Linked DNA regions of Homo sapiens: region 2 is linked to region 1. The links are chromatin loops, found by intact Hi-C in ENCODE. Cell type or tissue: natural killer cell. All regions are shown on one strand. Each heading gives the region's core, and the rest is flanking DNA. Links, peaks and the distances in the headings are about the cores only.

The links. A loop is a pair of places that touch in the nucleus more often than their neighbours do. Peaks named below come from ENCODE experiments on the same cell type or tissue, not always from the same donor. Only the 100,000 strongest peaks of a DNase experiment are listed, where the experiment ranks them.
Region 2: a loop joins it to region 1, with 2.4 times the contacts of the local background. A loop is called at or near these places in 1 of 110 quality-filtered maps.

What each region holds. Positions count from the first base shown.
Region 1 is chr11:13,482,891-13,490,376 of GRCh38, forward strand. No RefSeq gene overlaps it. Among named protein-coding and RNA genes, the nearest start is that of PTH, 9.4 kb to the right of the region's middle. In natural killer cell, for the core only: CTCF peaks have their summits at 4,419 (motif pointing right) and 4,771; DNase peaks (open chromatin) are centred at 4,421 and 4,921; H3K4me3 peaks cover 451 bases; H3K27ac peaks cover 783 bases.
Region 2 is chr11:13,711,804-13,719,289 of GRCh38, forward strand. It overlaps FAR1 (fatty acyl-CoA reductase 1), which reads left to right. Exons shown (of 12, transcript NM_032228.6): 6 at 1-5; 7 at 125-243; 8 at 1,163-1,230; 9 at 2,706-2,877. Among named protein-coding and RNA genes, the nearest start is that of FAR1, 47 kb to the left of the region's middle. In natural killer cell, for the core only: no CTCF peak of the experiment used is centred there; no DNase peak of the experiment used is centred there.

The sequences.
Region 1 (7,486 bases), core at 2,201-6,200:
GGCAGAAATAAATATGTTCTTTGAAACTAATGAGAACAAAAACACAATGTACCAGAATTTCTGAGACACAGCTAAAGCACTGTTTAGAGGGAAGTTTATAGCACTAAATGCCCACAGGAGAAAATGGGAAAAATCTATCATTGACACCCTAACATCACAATTAAAAGAAATAGAGAAGCAAGAACAAATTCAAAAGGTGGCAGAAAGCAAGAAATAACTAAGATCAGAGCAGAACTGAAGGAGACAGAGACACAAAAAATCCTTCAAAAAAATCAATGAATCTGGGAGCTGGTTTTTTGAAAACATCAACAAAATTGATAGACAGCTAGCAAGACTAATAAAGAAGAAAAGAGAAAAGAATCATATAGACACAATAAAAAACGATAAAGGGGATATCACCACCAATCCCACAGAAAACAAACTACCATCAGAGAATACTATAAACACCTATATGTGAATAACCTAGAAAATCTAGAAGAAATGGATAAATTCCTGGACACATACGCCCTCCCAAGACTAAACCAGGAAGAAGTTGAATCCCTGAATAGACCAATAACAGGCTCTGAAATTGAGGCAATAATTAATAGCCTACCAAACAAAAAAAGTCCAGGACCAGATGGATTCACAGCCTAATTCTACCAGAGGTACAAAGAGGAGTTGGTACCATTCCTTCTGAAACTATGCCAATCAATAGAAAAAGAAGGAATCCTTCCTAACTCATTTTATGAGGCCAGCATCATCCTGATACCAAAGCCTGGCAGAGGCACAATGAAAAAAGAGAATTTTAGGCCAACATCCGTGATGAACATCAATGCAAAAATCCCAATAAAATACTGGCAAACCAAATCCAGCAGCACATCCAAAAGCTTATCCACCATGATCAAGTGGGCTTCATCCTTGGGATGCAAGGCTGCTTCAACATATGCAAATCAATAAACATAATCCATTATATAAACAGAACCAAAGACAAAAACCACATGATTATCTTAATAGATGGAACCAAAAAAGTGCCCGCATTGCCAAGATAATCCTAAGCAAAAAGAACAAAGCTGGAGGCATCACACTACCTGACTTCAAACTATACTACAAGGCTACAGTAACCAAAACAGCACGGTACTGGTACCAAAACAGAGATATAGGCCAATGGAACAGAACGAGAGCCCTCAGAAATAATACCACACATCTGCAACCATCTGATCTTTGACAAACCTGACAAAAACAAGAAATGAGGAAAGGATTCCCTATTTAATAAATGGTGCTGGGAAAAGTGGCTAGCCATATGTAGAAAGATGAAACTGGATCCCTTCCTTTCACCTTGTAAAAAAATTAATTAAAGATGGATTAAAGACTTAAATGTTAGACCTAAAACCATAAAAATCCTAGAAGAAAACCTAGGCAATACCACTCAGGACATAGGCACGGGCAAGGACTTCATGACTAAAACACCAAAAGCAATGGCAACAAAAGCCAAAATTGATAAATGTGATCTAATTAAACTAAAGAGCTTCTGTACAGCAAAAGAAACTATCATCAGAGTGAACTGGCAACCTACAGAATGGGAGAAAATTTTTGCAATCTACCTATCTGACAAAGGGCTAATATCCAGAATCTACAAAGAACTTAAACAAATTTACAAGAGAAAAGTCAAATGACCCAATCAAAAAGCGGGTGAAGGATATAAACAGACACTTCTCAAAAGAAGACATTTATGCAGCCAAAAAACACATGAAAAAATGCTCATCATCACTGGCCATCAGAGAAATGCAAATCAAAATCACAATGAGACACCATCTCACACCAGTTAGAATGGCAATCATTAAAAAGTCAGGAAACAACAGGTGCTGGAGAGGGTGTGGAGAAATAGGAACAGTTTTACACTGTTGGTGGGAGTGTAAATTAGTTCAACCATTGTGGAAGACAGTGTGGCGATTCCTCATGGATCTAGAACTGGAAATACCATTTGACCCAGCATCCCATTACTGGGTACATACCCAAAGGATTATAAATCATGCTAGTATAAGGACACATGCACACGTATGTTTATTGCAGCACTATTCACAATAGCAAAGACTTGGAAACAACCCAAATGTCCATCAATGATAGACTAGATTAAGAAAATGTGGCACATATACACCCTGGAATACTATGCAGCCATAAAAAGGATGAGTTCATGTTCTTTGTAGGGACATGAATGAAGCTGGAAACCATCATTCTGAACAAACCGTCGCAAGGTCAGAAAACCAAATACCACATGTTCTCACTCATAGGTGGGAATTGAACAATGAAAACACTTGTGAGAGGTGAAGCCCGCTTGGCTTCTTGTTCTGTAGGGACTTGGAGAACTTTTCTGTCTACCTAGAGGATTGTAAACACACCAATCAGTGCTCTGAGTCTAGTTAAAGGTTTGTAAATGCATCAATCAGCACTCGGTAAAAACACACCAATCAGCGCTCTATGTCTAGCTAAAGGTTTGTAAACGCACCAATCAGCACTCTGTAAAAACGCACCAATCAGCACTCTGTAAAATGGACCAATCAGCACTCTGTAAAATGGACCCATCAGCAGGATGTGGGTGGGGCCAAATAAGGGAATAAAAGCTAGCCACCTGAGCCAGGAGGGGCAGCCAGCAGTGGCAACCAGCTGGGGTCTCCTTCCATGCTGTGGAAGCTTTGTTCTTTTGCTCTTCACAATAAATCTTGCTGCTGCTCATTCTTTGGGTCCACACCACCTTTAAGAGCTGTGCCACTCACTGGGAAGGTCTGCAGCTTCATTCCTGAAGTCAGCGAGACCACAAACCTACCAGAAGGAAGAAACTCTGGACACATCTGAACATCTGAAGGAACAAACTCTGGACACACCACCTTTAAGAGCTGTAACACTCACCATGAGGGTCTGTGGTTTCATTCTTGAAGTCAGCAAGACCAAGAACCCACTGGAAGGAACTAATTCTGGAGATACCTGGACACAGGGTGGGGAATATCACACATCGGTTCCTGTCGTGGGGTCGGGGGAGAGGGGAGGGATAGCATTAGGAGAAATATCTAATGTTAAATGACGAGTTAATGGGTGCAGCACACCAACATGGCATTGTATACATATGTAACAAACCTGCATGTTGTGCACATGTACCCTAGAACTTAAAGTATAATTAAAAAAAAATAAGAAAAAAACAAAGTGAAAGGTAAAACTCTAAAGCAGATGTAAGAGGTAACTTTGTGGCCTAGGGCTGGGGAAATACTTCTTCAACAAGACTCCTGAAAAATACAAACAATAAAGTGAAAAATTGATATATCTGAGTTCATCGAAATTAACTATAAAGACGGCAGCTGTGGTGCTGGTGGCGACGCAGTTGCTGCAGGGATCGGGTTCTCGGGGCTGCCCGCGGCTAAGGTGAGCCACAGGTGAGCCAGGCCTTGGCCTGGGACTGGGGCAGCTGGAGTCTTTCCAGAGGCTCTATCTTTGGGTTCTGCAGGCTCATGTCCTCAGGCAGGCTCACCCCTGGAGACACCAGCCTCATCCCAGAGGCGATGGGGGTGCTTCCCAGCTTTGCATCTCCACCCCTGGCTCACAGTCCCATTTGTCTCTCCTCTCCTCCTTGGCTACTGGGTACTATCCTGCCCTCACCTCTTCAGCAGAGGCCATGTCTCATCTCTCTGCCTCTGCCCCACTCTCCTTTGGCATTTTTCCCTTGTGTCCAGAATTTGTGGGTTCTTGGTCTCACTGACTTCAAGAATGAAGCCGGGGACCCTTGTGGTGAGTGCTACAGTTCTTAAAGTTGGTGTGTCCGGAGTTTGTTCCTTCAGATGTTCAGATGTGTCTGGAGTTTCTTCCTTCCGGTGGGTTTGTGGTCTCACTGACTTCAAGAGTGAAGCCGCGGACCCTTGTGGTGAGTGTTACAGCTCTTAAAAGCAGTGCATCTGGATTTGTTCATTCCTTCCAGTGGGTTCGTGGTGTCACTGGCTTCAGGAGTGAAGCTGCAGACCTTCATGGTGAGTGTTACAGCTCATAAAGTTAGTGCGGACCCAAAGAGTGAGCAGCAGCAAGATTTATTGCAAAGAGCGAAAGAACCAAGCTTTCATAGCATGGAAGGGGACCCGAATGGGTTGCCGCTGCTGGCTCGGGTGGCCTGCTTATATTCCCTTATCTGGCCCCACCCAAATCCTACTGATTGGTACATTTTACAGAGAGCTGGTCCATTTTACAGAGAGCTGATTGGTCCGTTTTGACAGGGTGCTGATTGGTGCGTTTACAAACCTCTAGCTAGACACAGAGTGCTGATTGGTGCGTTTACAATCCTTTAGCTAGACACAAAAGTTCTCCAAGTCCCCACCCGACCCAGAAGCCGGCTGGTTTCACCTCTCAATGGCTCCAGCCGCTGCCTCTCCCTGCACACCTCCTCGCCAGCAGAGGGAGCCCGCTCCAGCCTTGGCAAGCCCCAGAGAGGGGCCGCCACAGTGCAGCCGCGGGCTGAAGGGCTCCTCAAGCACGGCCAGACTGGAGGCGGAGAGCGAGTGAGGGCTGCTAGTACATTGTCACCTCTCACCCTCAGAAGGCTGAGCTGGTGGGGGCTGAGTTCTGTTACGTGTGACAGCAACGTCTAGGCCAAGCTTGTCCAACTTGCGGCCCACCAGCTGCATACAACTCTGGACGGCTTTGAATGCAGCCCAACACAAATTCGTAAACTTTCTTAAAACATAGTGCGTTTTTTTTGTTTTTTTTTTTTTGTTTTTTTAAGCTCATCAGCTATCATTAACGTCAGTGTATTTTACGTGTGGCCAAAGGCAATTCTTCCATTGTGGCCCAGGGAAACCAAACTGAAAGATTGGACGCTCCTGGTCTAGGCTCTCGATTGCTGAACTCGTTTCCTCTCAGCTGTTGATTCCCGACATTTGAGGACTTTTTCTGTCCCCTCTGCTCTTCCTGCCCAAGAGGCAATATCTGCCTTTCCCCACAAGGGTGCGTTCATTCAGGCAACAGGTATGTATTACCCTTCACTACATAATGAGCACTACTTCAGGGGTATGGAGGTGACCAGAGAGAGTTGCTGCCCACAGGAAATGGAGACAGACAATAGTGTGAACAAAATATTGCCAATCATGAAAATGGTTTGAAGTAAATAAGCAGAGTTTAGTGGCAGAAAATAGTAGGAAAGCCTAGACAGACTGAGTGATAGCCCCTCGTCAAGGTGACATTTAAGCCAAGAGATGAAGAATGAAAGAAGGGGAGGCCACATGAAAAAGGCAAGCCCTGGAATAGTGAGAACAGAAGCTTTGGAGGTGATGAGCCCGGTGTGTTCTGGGAATTGATGAAAGAGTCGGAGTGACTGGGACCCGTAGGGGTGGGAGGTTCAGGAAATGAGTGTGGAGAAAGAGACACAAGGCCTTCAAAGCAGATTAATAAGGGGTGTGGCTTCCACCTAGACTTCAGTGACACTGCTAAATGGCAGAGCTGTTCTAAGTGTTTTATCTGTATGAACTGTGCTTCAGTGAGTTTTGGTTGTAAGCCCTGTTTTACAGAGATGGCAATTAATTAATTAAGACCCAACGTACTGAATCAGCTTGCCTCAGGGTCCCTTGGCTGAGCCAGGATCACTCCTCTATGTTGTCTTTCAAGATATGTAGAAAGAAATCCTTTAGAAAGGCAAATGTCGATTTCTAATGCAGACAAAACATAACTAACTGCACTAAGTGGTCATCATAGGCTCAGTTGTCTCAATTTTGTGGTACTGGGTCAGTTTCTCTGTTTTAGGTTTGGATTCCCTGCATACAGACACTTTAGAAGTGATGGCACCTCTCCCAACATCCCCATGCCCCACTTCTGTCTTACCTGGAGTACCTAAGCTTGTTTTTCCTACAGTCAATGGACAGGCAAAGTTTGAAACCAAAGTTACTATGTTGGATAATGGGCTTTGTGTGGCATCTTAAAATAAGTTTGGAAGCTTTTATATGGCAGGAAGTAAATACTTTTGCTAATATTGTGGGTGGTCTCCTTGTTTTAACATGTACATGCTTTAGCTGACTCTCAGTTGCAATTAACGTGTCAATTATGAATTGTACTCTGAGTAGATGTATGCTAGAAAATCCAAAAACTTAGTAACCAAAATATCAACAGTGGTCATTTTTGTTGGTGGCATTTAGGATGGGTTCCCTCTTCCCCCCACTTTTAAAAATCCTTTCTGTAATTCTAAAAGTTTTCTACCACAGACATGAAGTGTATGGCTTCATAAATGTTGACCTACGTATATACCTGTGAAGCCACCATTACAATGAAGATAATGAGTATATCCGTCACCCTCATATAATTAAATCTGGTTATTAAGTCATTGACAATTTTAAAAGGTATCTCTTGACTAAATCTTATTTTGAACATCTGATTTAACCTGCGAATTTTCTTTATATTACTAGTTCTTATTAATTCAGGATCAAGATACAAAGCAAAATATCATGGTGAAATTGCGCACTCTTTGGAAAGTTGGCATTTTCAGTCAGTTGTCTAATTTGTAGTTTTTGAGACAATACTATAGAAAGATGTTTCAAGTTTTTCTTTTTTAGAATGGTTATTTTAATACATTATTAAGTTGCTAAGTTAATGCTAATAAAAGACCTTTAAGTTTTAAAAAAAAGCATAGAAAGAGTTAGCAAATACATGACACACTGGGAGAAAATATTTGTGGCATTTAAAACCAACACGGGGCCGTGTGCGATGGCTCACGCCTGTAATCTCAACACTTTGGGAGGGGGAGGCAGGAGGATCACTTGAGCCCAGGAGTTCAAGACCAGCTGAGCAACATAGTGGGACCTCATTTCTACAAAAAAATTTAAAATTAGCTGTGCACAGTGGTGTGCACCTATAGTCCCAGCTACTTGGGAGGCTGAGGTAGGAGGATCACTTGAGCCTGAGAGTTTGAGGCTGCAGTGAGCCGTGATTGCACCACTGTACTCCAGCCTGGGTAACACAGTGAGGCTGCTCTGTCTCATAAGTAAATAAATAAATACATAAACAAACAAAACCAACAAGGAATTTGCATTAGAATATACAAAGAATTCAAAATCAACAGGGCCAGAAAACTAATAGAAAAATGGCAAAGGATATAAATAAGCAGTTCACACTCAAATGACCAACATGTAGAGATAATACCAATCTCACTAATAATCAGAGGTACACAAATTAAACCAATGAGCTACCACCTGACGTCAATATGGCAAAACTTTTTATAAAGGCATATCATTCCAAACTGGAGGTGGAAATAAGGAAACAGGAATGCTTAGCCTACTGGAAGGAGTATAAACTGTGCTTGTGAAACTCATTTATGTCTGTCTTATGATTCTACTTCTGGATAACGATCCCAAAGAAATTCTCACACAGTTCCATAAGAGGACATATTCAAGAATACTCACCGTGCCATTTCTCTACCAGGGAGTCAGAGACACTGTCCACTCCACCTTCTAGTGTGTATTCCTCTATTACATAGGTTGGCAAGTTAAAA
Region 2 (7,486 bases), core at 1,332-5,331, 230 kb after region 1:
TTGCGGTAAGTAAACCTTTTGATTTATTTAATATTCTATACATTTTTCTGCTTTTTGTATATCTTTAAATATATATACACTATGGCTTATATATCTTAAGGTGTTGTTTTTAATTTCAACAAAGGCAGGGAAAGGAATTCTTCGAACAATACGTGCCTCCAACAATGCCCTTGCAGATCTTGTTCCTGTAGATGTAGTTGTCAACATGAGTCTTGCGGCAGCCTGGTATTCCGGAGTTAATAGGTATATGAGGTGACAATGTCGCTTATTAAATATATAGTAACTGAAAAGGGAAGACATAGCTTTTGAGTAATGTTAATTAATCCCTCTATCCAGATATTGCCATACCAATATTTAGGCTGTATCACTGCCAACTCCAAGAGTTGGTATTATCACAGACAATAGCAAGTGCTCCCATCAGTAGTAATGAAGAATTAATGTTAATGCTCATGTATTACTTACAGGATAGACAAGTTCACTTAAAAATGAAAAAAAAAAAAATACCCTCCCCTAAGCATGATTTTTTAATCCAAACTAAAACTTGTTGAATATATAAAGAGCTGAAATTCACAGAATATGGTTTACATATATTAAACATGGTACACCAGAGCAGCTTTAATCAGCCCATGAACATCTTTCCTTTAAAAAATAATAGTAGCATTTACAGGTAACACTTAAACTTTAAACTTCCCAATAACTTTTTTTTTCTAGGTAGTAAACTACCCTTATTTTTGATAATCAGTATTTTCTGTCCTAAAAAAAGAGAGATAGGATTATATGAATATGTTGTTTCTGGCAAAAGGAAACTTAGTCCATAATTTTTTTTCAGCTAGATCCTCTGAAAATGAGACAAGAAGAGCTGAGGTCATTTGTTGTTTTCCTCGTGTTTAAAAATAGACATTCCTGCTAATATAAGGAGGAAAAATGTGAAAGAAAAAAGTCTGTATTTTTTAAAATAAGTTATTATTTTTGGTAGGGGAAGAAGAAAGGGTAGTTGTAAATAGTCATTAAAGTAAAAACTAATCCTTTAAGGATAATTAAAAAAAAATAGTATAGAAAAGGTGCCCATCATCCTCATGTCTTCTTGAATACTATGTAGGACTTAGATTGGATATGTTTGGCCTCTTATTATGATTAATTGGTTTCATCTTTGTCTTTGCAGACCAAGAAACATCATGGTGTATAATTGTACAACAGGCAGCACTAATCCTTTCCACTGGGGTGAAGTTGGTATGATTTTACCTGTGTTTTTGAATGTTAGAATAAATCTTAAAGAACCAAGTTCCCTGAAGTTTTAATGTTAGAATACCTATGAGGCATTAAGGCCACTGAGTTACCAATTTGTTCTTAATTGTCGTCTTAGAAGTATTATCTACCAATACTACCTTGTGGTCCTTAATAATGTTTCACAAATTTAAAAATATACTGCTGTCTATTCTTACCCACCCACCCTACCCTTGTCTAAGCCTTGCTGTTTTTCTCCTGCCATCTGCAGTAGCCCTCGTAGATACCTATGGCATGGGAACAGTGCTTTTTTTCTCCCTTGTGAGCACCCTCAGTCTTGATGTTGCCTATCCATAGGCAGTATCACTTCTTACAAGAGGTGGTATATCAAGTGGTACCCAGAGTAATAAATGAAGGAGTTAGGAAGTAGGATACAGTTTGCCAGAATATTTTCTATTAACCTGTATTAATCTATTTAAATTCACAGATTCACAGCAGATATACATGTTCCTAGTTCTATAGGAATAGCATAACTTAAATAGGAATAGTTAAAACCCATTGAAATTGAGTCAATTTTAAATTGTTGGTTGATGAGTTCAAATTTAAAGTAAAATTTTTTTGGCATTGATTTAGTGATAGGTCTTATTTAACCTCTAATTGATTAATTACCCCTGCAGAACAATTTTGATTTCAATGTAGATTTTTTATGACATTTGTCCTAGGATTTTTCTGTGGCATTTTTATTTCAGTGTAAAATTGACCATTAGAGCATATAAGAAAAAGATAAAATCTAAGGTGATTTTAACTTTATGATAATTATTTTCAGTATTCTTTTAAGAATATTTAAACATTTTTAATGAGTTAGGTTTTTTTGTAATCTTTTATTGTGTTATAAAGTTTAGTAAAAGCTGAAATTGAGCGTTATATTTTAGTGACTATCTCAATATACATTTCTAGTAAAGTATTAATATAGATGATACTAGGTTTGATTATGTTGACATTACATAGCCTATATAAATTACAACAGAAGTTAATTTTGGGTTGTTTTAAGCCTGTTAATGTATGTTAATTTGAGCATCTTAAGCAAAGGATGATTATTTTCCTTTTCTTTTTTAAGTAAGTACAGTAATAAGAGTCTGGAAAGAGGAACAGAAAGGAAGAAGCTATCGTGAGAGGTGAAATATAGAAAGTGACACTGTAAACTGACATAGGTAAAACATTAAAAGGATTTTAAGAGTGAATTTTAGCAAAAATTCATTCATCTAAAATTCATAAATAGCGGCAGTTACAAAACCACTTGAGTTTAGCAGTCTAATAACCATATTCTCTTAGCTACTAGAGAGTAGAAAAGTTTGTTTTTTAAATGTACGAACTCTGACATCTTTGGTAAAATATTTTGCATTATAAAAACATGATTTTTTTTTTTCAAAACTTCATTACATGGTTATTATCAAAGCTGTTACACAACTTTTCTTCTTCAGAGTACCATGTAATTTCCACTTTCAAGAGGAATCCTCTCGAACAGGCCTTCAGACGGCCCAATGTAAATCTAACCTCCAATCATCTTTTATATCATTACTGGATTGCTGTAAGCCATAAGGCCCCAGCATTCCTGTATGATATCTACCTCAGGATGACTGGAAGAAGCCCAAGGTAATGGTGACTAGCTCTGTCTTATCTGTTCCTCTGTTAAACAACCCATGCTTACACTAAAATGCATATTAACTCTGTATTTGTTTATGCTTATGATAAGGCTTAATAGCCTTTTGTGAATGAGAAGCCTCTTGAATTTAAGACTTTGTCAGAAAAGCAAAGGTAGTGTTGTAAGTCACTCTAATTTGTTTAAAGTTTGGATAAGTTATTGTCATGTATTGAATTCTAAGTCTTACTTTAGGCTTCTTTCTGAATAACAATATTTAAATTGCTTTGACGCTTATTTTTCCTACAGGATATTATGTAAGTCATTCCTTCAAGATGAATCCTTTAAACCAAGTATTCAGGTGCCCCAGTTTTAAGTTTAATTCCAACAGCCTATCGCATCATTATCGGAAGGGTGTCAGCCATAGAGTATCTGCATTATTGCTCGATTGCACTCATGTTGACAGGTCAGAAACCGCGGTAAGAAGAATAGCAGTAAATACACTATGTATTGGTAAGGTGGTGGCAGCTTGCTGGAGAGATGAAAAAAATCACTAGCATGAGCTTTACCTTTAGATTTACTCACCTGATTAATCACAATCAGAATGCTAGGACATTTCTTAGAATTTGGAGATCTTTGGGGACACTAACTATGGATCACATCGTATTGGGTCGTTCATCCTCCAAAATTCCATAATATAGGAAATGTCCTACATCATGGTTGTCATTGTTATTATAAGCTGAAATTAAGCCCTTCTCTCCCTCTTAAAAACCTAGGGATGAGTTTGTATAGGGGATTAAGGGCAAAAGTTTTGCTTCAAATGGATGGTGCAGTTTTATGTGAAAAATATAGGATGCTTCTAGAAAATTACTTGAAATATCTCAGCTGCCCATTCAGCTTATAATATGGTTATTTCAGTTTTTGACTAATTATCCAGGTTGGGAATGGCATAGTTATGAAAAAAAAGTTAATAATAAACAGAAAACTTTGTTTTCTTATCGTTGTTATAGCTTTTCTTTCTTTTTTTTGTTGAAATCCCGCAAACTTAAAGATCTCCTACTGTCTTTACCACACAATTACAGTGGAATATACTATTAAAATACTTAATTTTTTTTAACTACATTGGCATTACAGTGGAGTCGTTGATTGGAGAGTTCAGGATTTGAGTATTTTTGTATAAAGAAGATGCTGATCCCAGAACTTCCATCAACTACTCAAAAAATAAAAGTGAGGTAACTGCCAGTTACAGTGTATCAGGATCTGAGTTCCTCGTAGGTATTGTCTGTGGATTCACTTTTCCATGATGTTTCTAACCCTATATGTTAGCTAATTGAAATATGTGAGAGGTGTTGAACAACTTTAGAGCAGGTAAAGAAATATTTTCAGACTTTTCTAGAATGATCTGCAAAATGCAATACTTGCCATTGGAAGCATTCTTCATGGCTAAAATGCAGATGTAAATTCATGAATGGTGGCAGTGCATGCTTTCTTTATATTAATAAGGTTGTTATAATTTAGGACAGAAAAGTAAAAACTGGGTCAAAAAAAAAACAGGTTAAATACATCACATTGCCTTACACGAAGAAAGAGGGCTTAGTAAAATTTTAAAAAAATAAGTGAATAGCTGGTTTACTAAATGCTTCAGAGGAGATGTTGCTGCATAACAAATCATCTCAAACTTAGAAGCTAAAAACAGCAACAGTTATTTTATTATTTCTTTCAATTATTTCTGTCAGGATCAAGAATTTGAGAAAGAATCCACTGGGCAGTTTTGGCTTGGAGTCTTTCATGTGTTTGTGATCAGATGAAAGAGGCCGGTGGGCAGAGAGGCAATGGAACAGCAAGGGGACTGATGTTACTCTTTGTCGTGTCATAAGGATCTCTCCATATAGCTCTTTGCAAGGATTAATGATAGCCTTAGGGGAATTAGACTTCTTATATAGCAGCTGATGGCTTCAAGGGGGAAGTCTTTTAGCAAGTAAGGTGGAGGCTGCGTTGCCTTTTCTGAGCTACCCATGGAAGTCATGCAGCATCACTTTTGCCTCATTCTTCTAGTTACAAGTGAGTCACAAATCTTCTTAAATTTTTTTTCATATGTTCATAATTTTATTTTGGTGCCTGACATAGCACATTTTTTAAAAATACTTCAAGTTCTAGGGTACGTGTGCACAACGTGCAGATTTGTTACATATGTATACTTGTGCCATGTTGGTGTGCTGCACCCATTAACTTGTCATTTACATTAGGTATTTCTCCTAATGGTATCCCTCCCCCCTCCCCCCACCCCACGACAGGCCCCCAGTGTGTGATATTCCCCACCCTGTGTCCAAGTAAGGGGATTTAGAAAGTGGTCAAGATGAAGGGTATTGTTGCCATCATTTTTGGAAAGTACAATCTGCTATAGTCAACCTTCTGGCCAAAACAATTCATATTTCTTCTACATGGAAAGGACAGTTGCTTCTTCCCCACTCATCCTGCCTTCCCCCTCGCGCCTCCCCATCCCCACCACCGCCCCAGATCCCTGTGGCATCAGCTGGAAGCCAGGGTTTTGTCATCTAAATCTGGTCAATTGGCGGATGACGCTCTTTAGGAGTGATTTTGTCAGCATAGCTCCTCAAGTATAGTTCCTCAATAATTGATATGTGAACTAAAGCAACGAGTTACTGACTGCCCATACGCCCATCATAAATGATGGTAAGCATAGGATAATGGCTTTAGACAGTTTTATTCAAAAAGAGAGAAATTGGGAGGCACCCAGCAAACACTGGTCTATAACATTTCTGAATTCCAGTCAGATATGTGTTGATGATTTCTTGATAAGGAGCTCAGTCTTATTCTCTGGGAGTTCTCTGAGGTTCTTGCCTCTGCCCTCTGAGTCATCCTTCCTTTTGCATAAAAACTGGCCTGTGGGCTCTGTGTGCAGCCAAGTAGCCTTCTTATCCTGCTTCGTGCCCATGAAAGGTTAGGGGATCAGGGCAGGAACTGGAAAGCTTTTCTTGTAAATTAAGGCCATATAGTAAATATTTTAGGTTTAGCAGGACATGCGGTTTTTGTTGAAGCTACTCATCTTTGCTGTTAAAAATGAAAGCAGCCATAGACAATAGGCAAATGAATGAATATGACTGTGTCCCAGTAAAACTTTATTTACAAAAACAGGTGGTGGGCTGGATTTGGTATATAGGCTCTGGTTTGCTGACCCTTGATATAGCAGTCTCTTCATTTTTTTTTTCTTGTCTATCCCTTTACATGTAATCTGACATGATTGCTTAAAAATTGTGTGAGTTTCCGGTGTATCTGTTTTCAAGGAATCCAGCCTATTAGACGAAAGCCATACCCATAAGTTTCTTTGACACAAACCCTTCTCTATCTTGGGTCCCCTGTGAGGTTCCTATGGGACAGCACTTTTAGATCTTAAATCCTTGCCTCTTAGATCCTGCCTTTTGAACAATAAGAGTTTCTGTTACACATTTCTTTAAGATCTGGAGAGTGCCTTTTGTCTGTCTGAAAGTTCTGGAAGGCACTGCCTAGGTCTTTCTAAAGTCTTAGCAAAGGATTCATCTTCCCCTACCCTGCTATGCTCAGAAACTGTTTCTTAAAGAATTCCTGGCTGACATTTTACATTTCCTCCAAATTCCACTCAAATAGTTCATTTTTTTAAGATCATCTTTGTCCTCTTTTGCCCTCTTTCAGCAAATTTCTGCTAGATCATTGAGTTTATTAGTACACTTTCTATATTCCATATAACCAGAGGTGACAGTTTGTTGTCCTCACTTCAAGCCCTCACCAACAGCTTTCTTAAAACCCTTTAAGGCTTCCATTAATAATGTTTTCCTGGTCCTTTCACATTTCACTACTGATCACCTCACAGGCCTTAGAGATTTTGTTTACCACTTGACCCTGAAGCCAATACCACATGTTTTAGGTTTTTATTATAGCAGCCCCTCCCAGTGTTGAGATCTGTGTTGAGATTTGTTAATCTGTTTTACATAACAAGTCACCTCAAACTTAGTGTCTTAAAGCAATCATTTTATTTGTGTGTCACAATATCTGTGGGTCAGGAATTCTAGAAGGGTTAGCTTGATGGTAATGGCTCAGGATCTTTCAAATGATTGTAGTCAGACAGGGACTGGAGGAACTTTGCTGTGGAGGGAGTGGTAAAGGGGGGAAGGGGACAGAGTAGCTGGGGTGGCTGGGCATCTCTCTCTCTCCAGTAGTGTCATACCCTCTCCATGTGGCCTCTCCATATGGACTAGTTTGAGCTTCCTCGCAGTATGGCAGCCTCAGGGGGAGTTGGACAGCATACACAGTGACTGAAGGCTTCAAGGGTGAGTATTCAGTGAGCAAGACAGAAAGCTCTACACCTTTCTGACCTAGCCTCGGAAGTCACATCATGTCACTTCCACCTCATTCTGTTGGTTCTAAGTTATTTTCAACTCTCATTGAGAAGACAGTCAAGGTGACATTGTATTGTAGGTGGGCATGTAGGATGGAGATAATATCATAGGCACCTTTGGAAATTAATATCTTTCCTAAATAGGAAACGTTAAGGAAACAGTCTTCTTAACTGAGGTTTGTGCTGTGTGAGGCTTTCTAAGTATCAAAGCAGGACAGATCCTTGACCTC